Regions from separate parts of the Homo sapiens genome. Here region 2 is linked to region 1. A link is an interaction called in ENCODE POLR2A ChIA-PET data of the cell type or tissue named here. Cell type or tissue: PC-3. All regions are shown on one strand. Links, peaks and the distances in the headings refer to the core of each region. The heading gives the core; the rest is flanking DNA.

Region 1 (10,159 bases), core at 1,978-5,977:
GAGCCGTGATTGTGCCACTGCACTCTAGCCTGGGTGATAGAGTGAGAACCTGTCTCAAAAAAAAAACAAAAAACAACCAAAAAAACCTGAAGCCCAGAGAGGGAAGGGACTTACTCTGGGTCACACAGGAAATCAGCCTCTCAAATTCTAATGCACTTTTTCTTTTCTGGTTTTTTTTTTTTTTTTTTGAGACAGTCTTGCTCTGTCACCCAGGCTGGAGTGGAGTGGCACGATCTCAGCTCACTGCAACCTCCGCTTCCTGGGTTCAAGCAATTCTCATGCCTCGGCCTCCCGAGTAGCTGGGGTTACAGGGTGTGTGCCACCACACCTGGCTAGTTTTTGTATTTTTTGTAGAGACGGGGTTTCTCCATGTTGGCCAGACTGGTCTTGAGCTCCTGAGCTCAAGAGATCCACCCACCTCGGCCTCCCAAAGTGCTGGGATTACAGGCGTGAGTCACCCTGCCCGGCCTCATGCACTCTTTTTTGCCTTCTGCTCTACTGCCTTGTTTGACATTGGACCCTTTCAAGAGAGTAGAGACTAGAGAGTAGAGGTTAGACCTTAACTCATGCCCTGGCAGCCAGTGGGCATGAATACATGTTTGCTGTTCACTTAAATGAAAGCACAAATATATATTCCTTTTCCTTTTTGGAGGAGAGCAGCCCCCTCTGGACAACCTGATTTATATGTGCTCTGCAGCACTTTGAATCTCTGCTCAGCTGTCCCTCACTGCTGCCAGTGCCAGTCCCCCCCTTGACAGGCAGAGACCACTTAATGCCCTGGCACCTCAGATGGTGAAACCACCGGAGCATGAGGACTCAGAGGAATGTGGCTCTGCAGTTGTGTGTCACGGAGGCACTAAAAGGTGAAGTCTGCAGAACAGTGGTTGGTGTGCTGGGGGCCGGTGCGTGCTAGCCCTGGGTGTGCAGCAGTACCACATATAGGTTCCTGCCCTGGAGGAGCCAGGTCGGGATGACAAGGGTACCGTAGCTATGGTAACAGGGTGGTCTAAGGAGGTGTTCTGAAGGTGTGCAAGGCCGGAGCTGGACCTTGACATGCTGACCAGACTCAGGTCAGTCCCCGCTCTGTCACTCAGTCAGCGTACGTCTTGGCCCCAGCATGTGCTGGGTAGTGTTCAGCAGTGGTTGAAGAGCCACAGTCTCTCCTGCCACGACCAGGTTAGCTGCCTCCCCAGGACCTTCCGTGGCACAGCCCCTGTCTCCCTGCGTGGTAATTACCCTGGTTTGGGGTCTGCTTTGCTTTCCCCTCTATCTGTGAGCCTCTCAAAGACAGGAACCAGATCGGTCTTGGTCTCTGCTTTGTCCCCAGTGCCTAGCACTGGGCTGCCTGGCACGTTAGTGTCTGGTCCTGCTTTGTGGAGAGCTGAACCTGGTGAGGTCAGGGTTCCACACAGCCACAGCATTCTCCCCCACCTCCATGAGAGAACCCTGGGGCTTTTGGGCTTTGATTTCCCCCCTCCCCCGCTCCTTCCCATCCCGAAGATTCTGCCAAAGTCTCTGGCTGGCCAAGTCCTGAAAGCTGGGGAGGGTAGTGGGAGGAGGAAGGTGAGACGCGATGGGCGGCTTAGCAGAGGGTGAGAAAGCCTCCTGCTGCCTGGCCGCAGGCACCGCGGGAATGGTTCTGGCAGGAGCCGCCTGCTGGGCTGAGATCACCATGGAGACCTGGCTTAGAGAGGGTCACTGGCAGTGGCTAAGGGCCTGGGGTGGGGGTGGGGGTGCAGGGATTTGTGCAGAGGCTCCCAGCCTGCCCCGGGGCCCTTGGAGGGAGCAGGGGAGGCTGGCGTTGGACAATATCAGTTTGCCAGTGGTTTGGAGCAGCCCATCCTAAAGTCCCCTTCCCTTGTCACCCCCAACACCCCAACAGAGGTTCTTTAGCTTGGCAACTGTTCTTCAACCGCAATAGAGCAGTCCTCTGGATAGATGCCCCCAGCGCTCTGGCTCAAGCAGTTACCCCAGATAAAATCATTCTGCTCCCTAATAGACACCCCTCTTGTCTCTGCAGCCTGTTTACCGCCTGACTGTGGAGAGCTTGCATTCATCCCAGCAGCAGCCCTTGCCCCAAGAGCTGCTTTTCTACCTATCACCCCATTGCAGCACAGCTGTCACCCTCCCAGGCACACCGCTCGCCCCTACGGCTAGTATTCCATCCTCCTGCAACTGCAGGCAACCTGACAGCTTAACAAAGATGCAGCTCTTCTCCTCTCCTATGCCTCTGCCTGCCACCTGGTCTGGTCCACCAGGATGAGGTGCTGCCCTGCCTCTGCAGGAGCCCACCTGGTTCCCCTGGACCTTGGGGGAGTCCTGGCAAGTCCAGCCTCAGGACAAAAGTCGTCCCCGGGGCTGACTGCCCAGCAGACAGCAGCCGAGGCTGAGCAGAATTTAAATGTGGCTCTGGTAGAAAGGGAAGCCAAGAAAGTACAAGGGAGGAGAGGCTTTCTGCCGCCGCCTGATTCCTGCTGGTGTGGGGGAGGACGGATGGGCTCCTAAGGAACCTGAGGAGGCCCTTTCAGCATCCTCACCTCGCCCTTTAATTCGGATGGAGATGGTCGCACACTGAGGGTGGGAGATGTGTGTCTCGGGGCTCTGAGAGGAGGACAGAAGTCTGAAAGGACCAGGCTAATAATGACTGGAGCTCTTAGGAAGTCCCGAGCCCATCCCTGTCCTTCAGGGGACCTTCTCACTCACCCTAGCAGAGCTGTGAATCCAGGGGGTCTAGCCAAGCTGGGGGTCTGGGTAGGGAAGTCAGATCCCCAGGGCCCCGCAAGCATAATGAGAACTGTCTGGGAAAAAGGGGTACTTCCAATCTCGAGTGTCTGGCGATGGGAGGAACTGGGAACTTGGGAGTGTCTGAGCTTCAGGAAGGCAGGGTTAAGCCAAACACAGATGGCATTGTGTTGGGCAGTTTCTCTGTTCTTTCACTGAGAAAGACTTCCTCCTCACCTCACCTCTCTAAGGAACAGAATGGCATTGGTAAGAAGAGGATTGGATTTAGAAGAAATAAAAGCAGTTGTTCACACCTGTGCTGTGTGCTGAGGCCCTGCCCTCCCCATGATGTCATTCCTCAGAACAGCCTAAGTTGGAGGAATTACTAAACTCATCATGACATGAGGAGGCAGGTTTGGAGAGCCTAACTGCCCCAGAAAAATAATAATGAATAATAATCAGTATAATTTATTATGCACTTAAGGACCAGGCTTCATCTGTCCTATACCGCTGAATCCTCCCAGCAAACCAATGGGGTAGTTCAGTTATCTTCTTTTTACAGATGGGCAAACTGAGGCTCACAGAAGTTCAACAACATGCCCAAGGTCATAGCACTACTAAAGGGTGGCACTGGTATTTGAACTCAGCTGTGTCTGATTCCAGAGCCCAAGCTCTTAACAAATTCCACTGCCTGGAACCCCACCTCCTCACCCAGCACCTGCTTCACCCTGTGTTTTGGGGCTTGGACACGCATATTTTACAGATGGGGAAACTGGGCTCAGAGAAGGCAGGTCTGAGTTTTTGTGAGAAAGAACAGTGGTTAGCTTTCCCCCTCACCCTGCTGAATCCTGGGAGGAGCTGGGTGGGGGTCTCCCTCTTCACTTCCCTGATCTCAGAGCACAGTCGATGCGTGCCGCTCACTCCTGCCTCTTCTCTTGTGTTTCTTTGCAGCTTTCAGAAAACCAACGCCAAGATCCCTCCCAGCGTCCACATCGTCCTCTGGCAGGAGCTCCTGCCCCTCTGCCTCCCACCCTGCCCCCTACACCCCCTGCAGACCCATCTCCCTCCACCCCCTCCCACCCATCTCCTCCACGCAGAAGCCGAAGGTGAGCCCTTTCTGCACAAAACCAGCAATTGTAAATACTTTTTAAAAATGTACAAAACTTAAAAACAAAACACAGTTTTAGAAAAAGACAAAAAAAAAAAAGAGAGAGAGAGAGCGAGAGAGCGAGCGTGTGCAAGAGGTTGCGAGCGGGGCCCCGAGGTGTCCAGAGCCCCTGCAAGTATGCACTGAGAAATTTATCTACAGGTCGTTTGACAAAAATGAACAATATCCTATTTATTGTATATACTGTTTTATTATAAATCGTGGATTGTATATTGCATTCTGTAAACCTGCTGTGGTCCCGTGGTGTGCAAATTCGCATGGTGGGGGGGAGGGAGAAGAACCTCTTGCGGGAGCTTTTTTTTTCTTTCTTATTTTTCACTCTTTTGGGTTTTCTCTTCTGTTGTTGTTGTTGTTGTTTTCTGTTGGCAGGACACACCCAAAGATCCAAGTTTGTATTAAAAAGAAATGAAAAAAAGCAAAAAAAAAACAAAAAAAAAACAAAAAAAAAAAACCAACCTTGTGTCTTGTGAAAGGGGGAGTGAGGGTGGAGGGAATGGAAGGGACACCGCTGGGTTTTGTCACCAGCTACTGGTTCTCCAGAGGAGTTGAAATACCTACACGTGTTCCTGGCCACTGAGTTTTCCCTTCTGCCTGAGATCTGGGTTCCCCCTCATTTCACTCCAGGCCCTGCGTCTCCCCTGCCTCTGAGCTCCCCACTCTGCTGCCGAGGACATCCTGGCCCTTGATCATGCGTTCAGTCCCAGGTCCAGGGATTCTGCCTCTTGGACCTCCATTTTGTCCTAGGTCCTGGGTCTCCTCTGACTCTCCCTATATTCTATCCCAAGTCCAAGGTCTCCCCAAATGCTGGGTTTCCTCTCCCTGAGGAACCTCCATCATGGGGCTCCTGCTTCTGGACCCCCTTATTCCATCCAAGGTCCCAGGTCTCTGCCTCGAGTCCCTTTGTGTGTCCTGTGTATTCATGGCCTTTGGGCCTCACAGTTCTACTCTGGTTCAGGGACATCTCTCTTGGCGACACTCATTCCGTCCTAAGTCCCGGAACCCTCATGGGGCCTCCCTTTCCCACTAGGATTGGAGTGCCCCCCGTCTATGTATCTCCCATTTGCCCCAGGTCATCAGTCTTCTCTGCTTCCAGGCCCCTCATTTTACCCCAACACCCCCACATCTGCTTATGCAGAACCTGGGATATGACGAGGCCAGTCACCCCAGTGTTGCTCTGCCCTCCCCTTTCTGTCTACCCTGAACTCCAAATGTTTCCTCCCTGCTTTGGTAAACTTTGGAAAAAGAAAACTCCTAACCCTGTGCCTGCGTCTGGTGGGCCTGGAAGAGCTGAGCTGTTTCCTGATCCCTGACTTTGGGGACCTCTTGGGTGTCCTTGCCCAAATGATGCCCACTTTGGCCTCCCTGGTCTTTGGGAAGCAGTTTTTCCCATAGACCCATTTTATGTTTAAGTTCTGCTGAGTGTGGCTTCACGTCCCTCCTCAGTGAAGCTCAGGGAGATGCCAAGGGATCGTGCCACGGGGCCTGCCCTCCCTGACCCAGCCAGCTAGGCCCTGGCCTCAGGAGAGTCAGAGGAGCCCGTGGTCTGAGGAGGAAACACACCTTCTGGGCACACCTGTCTGGAAGAGGCAGGAGGACTCAGGTCACAGTCCCCTGAAACTGTTGCCTCTGTGCTAGATGCAAAAAGCTCATCCACCCACCAAGCCCCCTCCCTACATCCCCCAGACTCAGAGATGAAGACATTACCCCACGCTTCCTGACTGCTGACGGGGAAGACAACACTACACTCAAGCTAACGATGCAATATGAGCTGGAAGTGGGGGCAAGAAGCAGTGAGACCCCCTGAGAGTTAGGGAGGAGGGCTTCTCTGAGGAGAAAGCTTCTACAGAGCCAAGCCTAAGGTGCTGGGCAGAAAAGTGAGGGAGTTCCTGGAGGAGGAAGAGGATGTGCAAAGGCCTAGAGATGCGAAAGGGTAACAGGAGGCAGGAGCCACAAGCAGTTAGCTCTGTTGGGCACACGCTGTGTTTAGGGAGGGGAGAGGGCTTTGGCAAGGTCACTCTGGGTAAGGTGGAGGCTGGTTGGAGCGGGTGGGCAGCATCAGAGAAAGCAGTGGATGAGGCTCAGATAGGCCAACCGCAGAGAAACCTGTGTTCAGCCTCAAGAATCACCCGCAGGGAGAAAATGCCTGTGTTCAGCGGCTGCTGAGGAAGAAGAAGAGACTCGGGGAGGCTGTCCAGGTGGGGCAGGCCGGGCCCAGTTGGCTTCAAGGGAATCAGAGTGGGGCCTGGTGAGTCCGGCTGAGGGCTCAGAGGAGTGGCGGCCCAGAGGAGGTTTCGGGGAGGGGAGGAGACAGTGGTGGATTGCTCAGTGGAAGGGACTGGGGCTCAACATGAGATAGGTCTTGAGAAGGGGAGGAAGGGCAGTGAAGGGTTGTGGGCCCCAGGGCTTTGGAACTGGGGCAGAGAGAGGAGACCCAGGAAGGAAGTGGGAGTTTGACGGGTTGATTATGGCACAGTGAAGGGGCCCCTTAACTCGAAGGGAAGATGGGGGTTCACTATGAAGAGAGGGGCATAGGGAGAGGGAAGTGATGGTAGGAAGGCTTGGTGAGAACAGGGGCTCCAGGAGATGGGAACGGAGGGGCAGCAAGAGAATGGGCGCTCAGGAAGGGGAGGGGTTTCAGCCTAGGGCCTGCTGCTTAGTAAGGGGTGAGGCAGGCTGTGGTGTATTTTGGAGACCAGACTCGGGAGATGGACCAGGGCCTCTGGGATGGAAGGTTCTCTGTGCCCTTAGTTAAGGGCAGCAAAGACCCTGCACAGTGTATGGTGCAGGTTTGGGGCACACCCTGTTTTGATCCGTTCTTTTCAGAGGTCAGGGCCCTACCACCGCCCCAGTGCCACACCTGATCCCAGAATGCATCAAGGCAATGTGGCTCTCAGATACGTGGGTTTCGCCATCATTTATTAAACACTTCCCTGAGGCGTTTATTCTTCAGAACAATCTTTGAGGTAGAGAAAGATGCTCACTTGGTTTACAGATGAGAAGACAGGTTCCCAGACACAGAGTAAGGGACTGGTCCAAAGCTCACGTGGAAAGTGGCAGAAGTAGGCTGGCCTAGGCTTTAGGCCCTTCCTTTATTTTTTTCCCCCTTTTTGTATTTTTCTTCTATTTCTGCTTTTTAGAGATGGTGTCTTGCCATGTTCCCCAGGCTGGTCTCAAACCCCTGACCTCAAGCAATTCTCCAGCCTTTGCCTCCCAAAGTGCTGGGATTACAGGTGCGAGCCACCACGCCCAGCCTTTTTTTCTTTGTTAAATTTTTTTCCTGCCTGGTGCGGTGGCTCACGCCTGTAATCCCAGCACTTTGGGAGGCCGAGGCGGGCAGATCACCTGAGGTCAGGAGATCGAGACCATCCTGGCTAACATGGTGAAACCCCGTCACTACTAAAAACACAAAAAATTAGCCGGGCGTAGGCGCAGGCGCCTGTAGTCCCAGCTACTCAGGAGGCTGAGGCAGGAGAATGGTGTGAACCCGGGAGGCGGAGCTTGCAGTGAGCCAAGAGGGCGCCACTGCACTCCAGCCTGAGCAACAGAGCGAAACTTCGTCTAAAAAAAAATTTTCCCCTTTCCTTTTTCTTTTTCTTTTTCTTTTTTCTTTTTTTTTTTTTTTTTTTATCCCAAGACAGAGTCTTGCTCTGTCTCCCAGGCTGGAGTGCAGTGGCGCAATCACGGCTCACTGCAACCTCCGCAGTGGCAGCAATTCTCCTGCTTCAGCCTCCCAAGTAGCTGGGATTACAGGTGCCCGCACGCCCAGCTAATTTTTGTGTTTTTACTAGAGACAGGGTTTCACCATGTTGGCCAGGCTGGTCTTGAACTCCTGACCTCGTGATCCGCCCACCTTGGCCTCCCAAAGTGCTGGGATTACAGGCGTGAGCCACTGCACCTGGCCTTTCTTGCTTTTTCATAACAGTTTTAAGGCGGGGCGGGGGGCGGAATCTGCTTATAAAATCCAAAAATTAATCCATTCTATAATTTAAAAATTTTTAATAATAGATATATGGCACTTATATATGCCAGCTGTTCCAAATGCTTTGCATATGTATTAATGCATTTGGTCTCCACCAGAATCCTATGAGGCTTCGTTGTAATGATTATTATCCCCATTTTACAGACAGGAGACTCAAGTGCAGAGAGGTAATTTATGAAGACCACTCAGTGAGTACATTCAAACCAGAACTTACTAAGTGGTGACACCAGAGTTCAGACCAAGCAGTCTGGCTCAGAAGTCTGTGCTTCACTGTACAGTTAAAAGTGAAAATCCTTGGGCGCAGTGGCGCGCGCCTGTGGTTCCAGTTCCTTGGGAGGCCGAGGCAGGAGAATCGCTTGACCTGGGAGGCATAGGTTGCAGTGAGCTGAGATCGCGCGACTGCACTCCAGCCTGCGTGACAGATCCAGACTCCATCTCAAAAACAAAAAAACAAACAACAAAAAAAGTGAAAATCCTCTCTACTCCCATCCCTGGCTATAACCCCTGTGTCAACACTTGTTAGTCTATTCATGTACATAAGGGGTTCTAGATCCTAGAAAGGAATTGCCTGGAGAGCTTCAAAATGCCGATGCCCAAGTCCTACCCCAAAATATTCCGATTTTATGGGTCTGGGGTGGGGCCTGGGCATGGGGATTTTTGAAAGCTTCTTGGGTGGTTCCAACACACAGCCCACTGGATAACCTCTAATTGAGCTGTTGAGCTGAGTGTCACACACACCTGTATTTAGTGTACTGTCCTAGGTGTGTGTACACTGTGATATCCATTAGCGTTTTTCACTCTGAGTGGCTGTCAGTTACTATGGGTTCTCCCCCACACCAGAGACCTGGTATGAACATATTTATTCAAACATTTCTTAAGCACCTTCCAGGCACCGTCGAAGGCACTTGGGGAGTCAACAGTGAGCAGGACAGTCAGGGGCCCTGCCTTTGAGTGTCTAATCTGATGGAATTGACAAATTTAGTCATGCGTTTTTCCCTGTGAGTAGCAGGGGTTCGAGCCCCTCGAGGGTTGCTGAGAGGGGGAAAGAGGGGTGGACATCTGACCCTCACACCTTAGGACGGGGAGAGACTTTCTGGTGTGGCTGTGTATGCTGGGTCTTCTGGCCCTGTGTGGATGAGATTGAGAGAGGGAGGCCCAGGGCATGTTTCTGGGCTTGAATGAGTGTGGCTGGCTGTGTGGCATGTGTGTAAAGGTGTGCATGATTTGGGCCTGTGAAAATGTGGACGGTGGTGGTGGGGAGAGGAGGTTTTGAATGGAGGGGGGCTGTGTACAAGGTAGGCACTAGCCCAGTGCGTCACACAGATGCGCACATGCATGTACACGTGTCCACACACACACAGCCAGCTGTGAGGAGGAGGCTGGCTTCCAGTCCCAGGGCCAGGAGAACTCTGCTTTGGGTATGTGGGGGAGGCACAGCTGGGGCTGGAAACTCTAGAGTGGGAGGGAGGGAGAGAGGAAGGGAGGCTGAGGAGCCGCATCCTTGATCTCTTCTGTTTCTGCAGTTCCGGACGCCGTGCTCTGGGTCTCTGTGTGCCTCTGAGTCTCCCTCTCTCTAATGTCCGGATCTTGGCATCTCTGTGCCTCTCTTCTCCGTCTTGGGCTTTGAGGCTGATCACGTGACTGGATCTCCACCTCTCCAGCCTACTTGGCTGTGTCTCCCTCCATGTCTCTGTCTCTGCCTCCATGTCTGCCTCTGCCTCTGCCTCCGTGTCCTTCCCTGTCCTTGCCAGGTGGGGGGAAGGGGGCCCAGTGCTCAGGGAGCAGGTGTCGGCTCACTCAGGCAGCAGGGAGTGAAGCCGAGGAGGGCAAAGAGCCAGCAGCCCCTGGACACACAGCCACACTCCAGGAGACGTGGGGCACTCACAGGAACACACAGTGATATGCATGGAGAGAGGGGCTCCTGAGGGCACTTACAGGGACATAGACGTACAAAAGTCCACACACAGCCACACCCGAAACACTCAGGGATGCCAGACAGATATCCACGGGCCACACACAGACACAAAGGCGCACACACAGGTACTCATTCTGGCACACACGGACATCCAGAGTCGCCGACACACCCAGGGCGTTCCTCCTGGGGAAAACCCAGAGACATGGACGCGCACACGGACACACACACACCCCTTGGGCTCGTACAGACACAGATACAGAGGCACAGGTACGCTCGGTTAACTGGCAGTCACTCAGGCACTCGGGGCTAAGGAGGCAGATGAGCACAGACAGGCACAGACCCTCCAGGACAATCGGAGACCGACATAAAAGCACAG
Region 2 (10,159 bases), core at 3,801-7,800, 250 kb before region 1:
GAAGCATTCTAGGAGAAGAGAGTAATCAGTACAAAGTCCCCAAAGCAAGGGTACTTGATGTGATGGAGGCCAGGGTGGCTAGAGCAGAGTGAGCAAGAGACAGCAGAGAGGTGGCCAAGGAGGTAGTAGGGACCCAGATTGTATAGGGCCTTGCAAACAATTATGAGGACTTTGAATTTTAATGAAGTGGGAAATCACTGGTAGGTTTTGAACAGAGTGTCATTACAACCAGAATTTAAACCCAGGGCTAACTGCAGTGGAATGTGCCACATTACAGTCTCTCAAAAGGCTGACTCTTACAGGAAAAAGAATGTAGTCACACAGGGCAGGCCTAGATTTCCCAGTGTTCCACTTAGCCCCACCCTACTTATCTGATACCTAAGTTAATAGGTCTCTGCTCCAGATAGGCTGATGTCCTTCCTCTAACCTGCTCCCTTCTCCAGCTCCCTGGCACCTATGGGAACACTCCTCTGTACTCACTAGAGTTCAGCAGAGTGCCAGGCACCCAGGTGATACATAATCAATTACTGATTAATTGAGTTAGCCTCCCTTTTCCATTCTGGCAAGCTCTTTGAGGCAGAAGATATGAATGAAGAATATAAGCTAGGAATAATGAGGCCTGAAATCTAAGCCAGACTTGACGACTAACTAGATGCAGGGCACTAAGCAAGTCATTTCATTTGACTGGGTCTCTTTTTCACCAATTATAGATGATATTCAGATTTCACTGACATTTACTGAATACTTAAACTATTTGTGTAAGGTTTTTATTTTATCTCATTAAATCCTTACAACTATGTAAGAACTAAATGATCTCTAAGTACTCCCACCACTGCTCAATTCCAAAATTCAATAACAGTGAAATAGCTCCAGTCAAAGAATTATGCTGTGTAACCAAGGAGTACTTTTGCAACCCGAAAGTTTGGCTTAGAAAGGTTCCACCTGTGACTTTCTTAACTTCATAAATGCAAGGTACAAACAGGACTGGACTGACTATATCCCTCTAGAAGGCAGGGACTGCATTCTACTCATTTTTGTGTATGTATAACTCCTCCCAACACACACACACCCATCCAGAAAATGGTTGAATATATGATAACATGTAAACGTAGATCTGACAAAAAAAGTCAAGGAAATAGGTCTTTTCTTATTGAGTGTCTTTAAAAAGTAGAGCATTCCTTAGAAACTTTAGAAGTATGCCAAAGTATCAAGTTATTAATCATCTATCAAAATTTATTAAATAAGCTACAGAGCTATGGGAATTTTATAGAATATGAAAAAATCAATTAATAATCAGCTGTTCTCTGCATATTCTCAGTGGAGAACTCTTCTTCATCTAGACTTTTCTGATTTCCTTTGTTGGGATGACCTAAATTTGGGGGGTGGAAAGATAGGGAGGGGTTGAGGAAGTGGGGGTGTTGGGAATATTATAGGGTCATTTGCTAGCTAAGCACCAGAATTAATCTAAGCCTTAACACTTTCTAAATTCCTAAATATTAAGATATTTTCTTTAAAGTTTCCAGCAAGACTCAGGTATCAGATACCCTAAAACTCAAATCATAAGGACAACAGTGTCGTAGTTTACTGGAACCCAGAGAAGCAGGACTTTTTGTATATTGCCCTCTATAATCACCAACATCAGGGATTTGTTCAAAACTAGTAACTCAATGACTCATGTATTTTACATCTAAGAGATGTATCTTTCAGTAAACCTAAAGCACACAAAGGAATAACGTGTTTACAGATACATTTATTTGCCCTTGAGCATACTTAAAATATCAAAAAGAAAAGTGAGGCCAGGCACAGTGGCTCACACCTACAATCCCAACAATTTGGGAGGCCAAGGTGGGCAGATCACTTGAGGTCAGGGGTTCAAGACCAGCCTGGGCAACATAGTGAAAACTGCCTCTACAAAAAATTTAAAAATTAGCCAAGCATGGTGGCGCATGCTTGTAGTCCTGGCTACTCAAGAGGCTGAGAGAAGAGGATCGCTCAAGCCCAGAAGTTTGAGGCTGCAGTGAGCTATGATCATGCCACTGCACTCCAGCCTAAGCAACAGAGCAAGACTCTGTCTCAAAATAAATAGACAAATGAATAAAAATTTAAAAAGTAAAGTGACACTTTTTTTTTTTTGAGACAGAGTTTCGCTCTTGTTGCCCAGGCTGGAGTGCAATGGTGTGATCTCAGCTCACCGCAACCTCTGCCTCCCAGGTTCAAGCGATTCTCCTGCCTCAGCCTCCCGAGTAGCTGAGATTATAGGCATGTGCCACCATGCCCGGCTAATTTTTTCTATTTTTAGTAGAGATGGGGTTTCTCCATGTTGGTCAGCCTGGTCTCAAACTCCCGACCTCAGATGATCTGCCTGCCTCAGCCTCCCAAAGTGCTGGGATTATAGGCATGAGCCACCACGCTTGGCCAAGTGATGCTTTTTGGAAATATTTTTACCAGGATGAGTTGAATCTTCTGGCTAACTTGGTTAATGAGAAAACTCCTTTTCCAAGCATTCTACTAAATGAAGGTTTTATGTTAGACTGATGTGCTACAACTTTTTGAAGGAAAATAATTGGGTATTTCCTATGAAATGTTACATAATCCTAGAAACCAGATGACTAGGCCAAAGGTAAAGACAAGTCCTTCAGTTCTGTGTAAGCAATTTTGTTCTTTTTAAAACTAGGACTCAGCTGGGCGTGGTGGCTCACACCTGTAATCCCAGCACTATGGTAGGCCAAGGTGGGTGGATCACCTGAGGTCAGGAGTTTTGAGACAAGGCTGGCCAACATGGAGAAACCCCATCTCTACTAAAAATACAAAAATTAGCCAGGCATGATGGCACATGCCTATAGTCTCAGCTACTCAGAAGGCTGAGGCAGAAGAATTGCTTGAACCCGGGAGCGGAGGTTGCAGTAAGCTGAGATCGTGCCACTGCACTCCAGCCTCGGCAACAGAGCGCGACTCCATCTCAAAAAAACAAAAACAAAAACAAAAAACAAACAACTAGGACTCAATTTCTCCTATCGCTGACCTCTCATTTTAAAAAAGCATATCCTGGCTAAAACTTTTAAAAGAGTATGAAGCAAATCAATTTGTTATACATTACAGCTAACATCCACACTAGGAACTACTCTAAACTGAAAATTCTTTTTGTACTTTAAGCTGATATCGGCAGAATCTGAATCTCCAAATGAACCTTCATCCAAAGCAAAGTCAAATCAAAGTCAAATTATATTGAAAGTAACTATCATCAGAGGTGGGAAAAAGATTTCTCTTCATTTGACAGGATCGAATGCTCTAAGTCAGTATTTTAAACAAATTCAACAACAAAAAAACATTATTTACACCAAATGAGAAAATGATAGCCTATGTGGTGATTATGAAAATGAAGTCATCTCAGTGTTTTACTCTGAAAATTAGGTTTACATTCTGTTTTTATATCACTACAATGAAAATTACCTTTTTTAAAAAATGTTTCATTTTTTTGAGACAGAGCTTTGCTCTCTTTGCCCAGGTTGGAGTGCAATGGCACGGTCTCAGCTCACTGCAACCTCCACCTCCTGGGTTCAAGTGATTCTCCTGTCTCAGCTTCCCAAGTAGCTGGGATTACAGGTGCCCACCACCATGCCGGGCTAATTTGTATATTTTTAGTAAACAGGGTTTCACCATGTTAGCGAGGCTGGTCTCGAACTCCTGACCTGAGGCGATCTGCCCACCCTGCCCTCCCAAAGTGCTGGAATTACAGGTGTGAGTCACCGTGTCCATCAACCTGACTTTAAAAAATAGCCACTGTACCATAACAGTAAAGTTCTAGACTAAAGTGAAAATGGATACTAAATATCAAAGGTATAATTTTCCTTTAACCATACCAGTTTCAGAATATGCAATGGTTAAGAGCATAGCTCTGAATTAAGACCGCCTATATGGCCAGGCATGGTGGTTCAAGTTTGTAACCCCAGCACTTTGGGAGGCCAAGGTGGGAGGATCACTTGAACCCAGGAGTTTGACACCAGCCTGGGCAACAAAGTGAGCCCGTCTCTACAAAAAATTAAAAAATTACTTGGACGTGGTGGTGCGTGCCTGTAGTCCTAGCTACTCGGAAGGTGGAGGTGGGGGGATCCCTTGAGTTCAAGGTTGCAGTGACCTATGACGGTACCACTGTACTACTGGCACATCCTGGGTGACAGAGCAAGACCCTTTCTCAAAACAACAAAAAACAAAAAACCACTGCTTATGCCTATGCTTGTCGTGGTCCCGCTACTTCCAAGCAAAGTGATCTTGAGTAAAAGGCTCCACTCCTCTATGCCTTAGTTTCTTTGCCTTAAAAATGAGAATAAGAGAATCTTCATATGGTTGTTGTGAGGATGAAATGAGATGATACGAAGCTAAATTTAGAACAATGGCACATAAAAGCACTCAATTAAAGATAGCTATTATTATCAAACTCAAGACCAAGAAAAATGTACTTAGCAGTAATAAAATCAATTAAGTACATATTGAATGCCAACTATATATGCATTGTTGTTCCAGGCACTGTGACTAAAGACAAATGTATAATGCATGGTCTCCACAAAACTAACAGTGATCTCTCTGCTTGGGGTGACAATATCAAAAAGCTTGAATTAATTAAAGAATATATAATATAAGTGCGTGCTAAACTGTGAGGGAAAATTGCTTGTATTATAAATTCAAAGGAAATACACCAAAATGAGAGCTAACATTTCTTAAGCACTTACTATGTAGCAGGGACTGTAGATGAATTATCTCATTTAATCATCACAACCCTATGAAATAGGTATTATTAACTCCATTTTAACAATAAGGAAACTGAGAAATAGGTAAAGCAATGTGTTTACACAGCTAGTAAGAAGCAGATCTAGGATTCAAATCCTGGCAATATGACTCCTGAGCCTGCCTACCTAACTATTAAACTATTGCAGGGCAAGGGATTCAACAAGTATTAATAATGTCACCACTGGGGCTGGTCGTGGTGGCTCACACCTATAATCCCAGCACTTTGGGAGGCTGCAGTGGGCAAATCGCCTGACGTCAGGAGTTCGAGACCAGCTTGGTCAACATGGTGAAACCCTGTCTCTACTAAAAATACAAAAATTAGCTGGGCGTGGTGGCATGAGCCTGTAATCCCAGCTACTCAGGAGGCTGAGGCATGAGAATTGCTTAACCCCGGGAGGCAGAGGTTGCAGTGAGCTGAGATTGCGCCACTGTACTCCAGCCTGAGTGACAGAGCAAGACTCCATCTCAAAATAATAAAAATAATAATAATGTCACCATTTATTGAACGCCTGCTATGTGCCAGGCAGGCAGTATACCAGACACTTTCAAACATCCCCCCTTTTTTTTTTTGAGACAGGGTCTCACTCTGTCACCCAGACTGGAGTGCAGTGACGTGATCTCGGCTCACTGCTACCTCTGCTTCCCAGGCTCAAGCGATCAGCGATTTGCCCATCTCAGCCTCCCAAGTAGCTGGGACTACAGGTGTGTGCCACCACACCCAGCTAATTTTTGTATTTTTGGTAGAGCCAGGGTTTCGCCAAGTTGCCCAGGCTGGTCTCAAATTTCTGAGCTCAAGAGATCCACTCGCCTCAGCCTCCCCAAGTGCTGGGATTACAGGTGTGAGCCACTGTGCCCAGCCTCAAACATCCCCTTTTAATAATTTCACTCATTTTATAAATGGGGTTACACACGGCAGGGAAAATAACCTGCTCGAGGTTAATACATGGAAGGGGAGGGATTCAGTCACAGATCTGCTGACCCCGGAGAGTCCATGATCTTTCTGACTTCACTTTGTCTTTCAAAAGCAAAGGAAGGCTGGGCGCCTGTAATCCCAGCACTCTGGGAGGGCAAGGCAGGCAGATCACCTGAGGTCAGGAGTTCAAGACCAGCCTGGCCAACATGGTGAAACCCTGTCTCTACTAAAAATACAAAAATTAGTCGGGCATGTGGTGCACGCCTGTAATCCCAGCTACTGGGGAGGCTGAGGCAGGAGAATTGCTTGAATCTGGGAGGCGGAAGTTGCAATGAGCCTGATCGCCCCACTGCACTCCAGCCTGGGAAACAGAGCAAGACTCCGTCTCAAAAAAAAAAAAAAAAAACAAGCAAAGAAAAACTTAATTGCTATCAGCAGGACTTATGCACAACTGAGAGGATTTGTATAATTTAGATAGCCAATGAGGTAGGGAGAGAAAAGATACTAAAAAAAGGAGGAACCAAAGGGCGGACGCAGTGACTCATGCTTGTAATCCCAGCACTTTGGGAGGCCAAGGCGGGCGGATCACCTGAGGTCAGGAGTTCAAGACTAGCCTGACCAACATGGAGAAACCCTGTGTCTACTAAAAATACAAAATTAGCCGGGCGTGGTGGTACACGCCTGTAATCCCAGCTACTCGGGAGGCTGAGGCTGGAGGATCGCTTGAACCTGGGAGGCAGAGGTTGTGGTGAGCCGAGATCGCACCACTGCATTGCAGCCTGGGCTGTTAACAACAGCGAAACTCTCTTTCTCTAAAAAAAAAAAGGAGGAACCAAATGAGCAAAATATAAACTGAAAGATAGAGTTGAGAAACATAAAGAAAATAGCCTTCCTAGCAAAGAGTAAGGAAGAGTAGAAAATATGGCTAATTTGGGTTAAGATCGCAGGGAGTGAAAGCAAGGTGAAATATTAAGATCTGATTCAGGCCAGGCACGGTGGCTCATGCCTGTAATCCCAGCACTTTCGGAGGCCGAGGCAGGTGGATCATCTGAGGTCAGGAGTTCGAGACCAGCCTGGCTAACATGGTGAAACCCTGTCTCTATAAAAATACAAAAATTAGCTGGGCGTGGTGGCAGGTCCTGTAATCCCAGCAACTCGGGAGGCTGAGGCAGGAGAACTGCTTGAACCCAGGAGGTGGATGTTACAGTGAGCCAAGATTGCGCCATGGCACTCCAGCCTGGGCGACAGAGTGAGACTTGGCTCAAAAAAAAACAAAAAAAAACAAAAACAAAAAAAACCATCTGATTCAATAGACAACAGAGAGCCACTTTAGGCTCTTGAGGAAGTGAGCAGTATAATAAAAACAGGACTTTAGACATAGTGCTGATAGCACCATCAGTATAAACTAGAATGGGGCAAGACCATAATCAGAGACACTATGAATATGCTGTTGAAATACAGATGTTGAGCTGATGAATACTTAAGAGGATAGCAAAGAAACATAAAAAATAAGGGGCAAACATGAAAATAACTTTGAAAGTGGAACCCCAAGGATTTCATAATAATCAATTTTAAATGTTCAACTCTTCTTGCTTTGGGAGACTGAGGTGGGAGGATGGTTTGAGGTCAGGAATTCAAGACCAGCCTGGGCAACACAGCGAGACCCCCGTCTCTAAAAAACTTTTACAACTTGCCAGGCGCAGTGGCATATGCCTGTAGTCCTAGCTATTTGGGAGACTCAAGTAAGAGGATCGCTAAAGCCCAAGAGTTTGAGGTTACAGTGGACTACGATTGCACACTGCATTCCAGCCTGGGTGACAGAGTGAGACCTCCACTCTTCTTATTTTGTTAGTAAACAAGATCACATCAATTAGCAACATAAAGAACAGAAATGCTGTTCTTTTTTTTTTTTTTTTCCTGAGATGGAATCTCGCTCTGTTGCCCAGGCTGGAGTGCAGTGGAGCGATCTTGGTCTTGGTTTACTGCAACCTGCACCTCCCCAGTTCAGGCGATTCTCCTACCTCAGCCTCCCGAGCAGCTAGGACTACAGTCGCCTGCCATCACACCCGGCTTACTTTTTGATTTTTAGTAGAGGCAGGGTTTCGCCATGTTGGCCAGGCTGGTCTCGAATGCCTGACCTCAGGTGATCCGATCGCCTCGGCCTCCCAAAGTGCTGGGATTACAGGCGTGAGACACCTCGCCCAGTCAGAAATGCTGTTCTTTAATCCCTTCAGAGTTAACTTTGAGGCTAATAGGTTTTCAGCTATATCTGCCTCAGCAATACTTGCCCAGACACTTTGTTCCACAGTAAGTCAAATATTTTTCTTCTGTACCCAACACATACTGATAATCACCACTTGTACCAGGCAGTCAACCTTAGCTGTACCTGTAACAACCCACGCAGTGAGCTGCCTTATCTCAGGCTGATGTGCTCAGCAATTCCAACCCCACATCTGTGGCTGAACAGTTTAGAAAAAAGAATAACTATGCTCTCAGACTTTTAATGGGTACAAGTCCTTGCAGGGCTGTATGGGTGTGTGGGTAATATATATGTCTGAGAGCTCATATTCTAAGGGTATATTTGGGTGTGCTGGCCTCTTGGAGAGGTTTGGGGATAGGCACTAGCTTGATAACTGAGTAGATGCAACGTCATCCCATCAATTTCAGATTTCCCATTTCTCACCAAACAATTCCAAAGGAAGAATTTCTTTCTTTTTTCTTTTTTTTTTGAGACTGAGTCTCGCTCTGTCATCCAGGCCAGAGTGCAGTGGCGCAATCTCGGCTCACCGCAACCTCCGCCTCCCGGATTCAAGCAATTCTCCTGCCTCAGCCTCCCAAGTAGCTGGGATTACAGGCGTGCACCATCACGCCTGGCTAATTTTTTTGTATTTTTAGTAAAGACAGGGTTTCACCATATTGGCCAGGCTGGTCTCAAACTCCTGACCTTGTGATCCGCCTGCCTCAGCCTCCCAAAGTGCTGGGATTACAGGCGTGAGTCACCGTGTCCGGCCTGGAAGAATCTCAACTCACACTGCCTAGGGTCATAGGATATGGTATGTACTACACAGTACAAGGGGAAAGAGGCAGGAAGAGTTCCAAAATGGTAGAAATGCCTCATTCATTCAAATCAATTTGATACAATTTATTATGCATCAAGATCCTATATAATGTGATCCCTGGTTACCTCTCTGGCCTCTTTTCCTATTCTGCCTCCCTTTTCTAACGGTACTCCAGCCAAACTAGCCTCCTTGCTCTTCTTTGAACACATCAAAGTCCTTGCTCTTGCCCTCTACCTAGAATGCCTTTCCCAGCTACTCACACAGCTCTTGCTCATTTCATTCACATGTCTACTCACTCAAATGTCAGCTCCTCAGAGATGCCTTCCTTGATCAACTAAAATAATGCACCCACCCTCCCTCTTCCCTGACTCTCTACCCACTTACCCTGCTTTTTCTTCATAGCATTTATTATTACTTGACATTATTTATATGTGTATGTACGTATGTGTGTATACATACTCCCCCCGCACACAGAAACACACATATACACACAATCAGGGGAGGGATTTTATCTCTTGTTCTGCTTCACCCCAGCACACAGCAGGTGCTCCAGGAATATTTGTTGCATAGTGGATCAATGAATCTTTCATATGTTTGGGACTGAGATAAGTACTGGAAATATAAAGATGAATAAGTCATGTCCCTTGACTCAAAGGAGCTAACAATCTGGCAGAGGAGATGAACACACCACGAGAAGAGAAAGCACCACGGCTTCAGGTATTTCCCCCACAGAGTGTCCTCTGGAGAGTGAAAAAACAAGTTATTTGCATACTTGTAAACCTGAAGTGTTAACTGCTATAGCACTGTTATTGATTTATTTATTTTTAATTTATTTATTTAGAGACAAAGTATTGATCTGCCACCCAGGCTGCAGTACAGTGGCATAATCACAGCTCACTGCAGCCTCCAACTCCTGGGCTCAAGAGATTCTCCAGCCTCAGCCTCCTGAGTAGCTAGGACTACAGGCACATGCTACCATGTCTGGCTAATTTTTAACTTTTTTTTTGTAGAGATGGGGTCTCACTATGTTGTCCAGGCTAGTGTCAAACTCCTGGCCTCAAGTAATCCTCCCTCTTTGGCCTCCTAAAGTGCTGGGATTACAGGTGTGAGCCACTGAGCACAGCCCAGAACTGTAATATTAATAAAAAGTAATAAAAAGACAAATTGCTGGTCATAAGAGACCTAGTTTCAAATTCAGATATTGTCATTTGTTAGCAGGGCAACTATTTAACCTTTCTTAGTTTGTTTCCTAATACATAACATGGAAATGATACTGGTGCTTCAGAGTTGTTATAAAATAAGATAATGTATGTAAAGCACTTTTCATACTGCCTGGAACACAGTATGTACTCAAATGTTAGCTATTAATATTACTAACAGTTGACTTAAATGATCCCCTGAG

What was found. ChIA-PET counts read pairs that join two places held together with the same protein. Peaks named below come from ENCODE experiments on the same cell type or tissue, not always from the same donor. Only the 100,000 strongest peaks of a DNase experiment are listed, where the experiment ranks them.
Region 2: POLR2A ChIA-PET joins it to region 1 with 16 read pairs; 2 of 35 experiments call an interaction of 5 or more read pairs at or near these places.

Annotation. Positions count from the first base shown.
Region 1 is chr1:27,528,430-27,538,588 of GRCh38, reverse strand. It overlaps AHDC1 (AT-hook DNA binding motif containing 1), which reads left to right. Exons shown (of 9, transcript NM_001371928.1): 9 at 3,673-4,344. LOC105376892 (a long non-coding RNA gene) reads right to left here. Exons shown (of 2, transcript NR_188658.1): 2 at 7,869-8,303. Among named protein-coding and RNA genes, the nearest start is that of WASF2, 43 kb to the right of the region's middle. RefSeq lists enhancers at 448-1,049, 9,027-9,741 and a silencer at 10,131-10,159. In PC-3, for the core only: no CTCF peak of the experiment used is centred there; no DNase peak of the experiment used is centred there; H3K27ac peaks cover 1,179 bases.
Region 2 is chr1:27,776,155-27,786,313 of GRCh38, reverse strand. The region is part of intron 1 of STX12 (syntaxin 12); the gene reads right to left. Among named protein-coding and RNA genes, the nearest start is that of STX12, 8.0 kb to the right of the region's middle. In PC-3, for the core only: no CTCF peak of the experiment used is centred there; no DNase peak of the experiment used is centred there.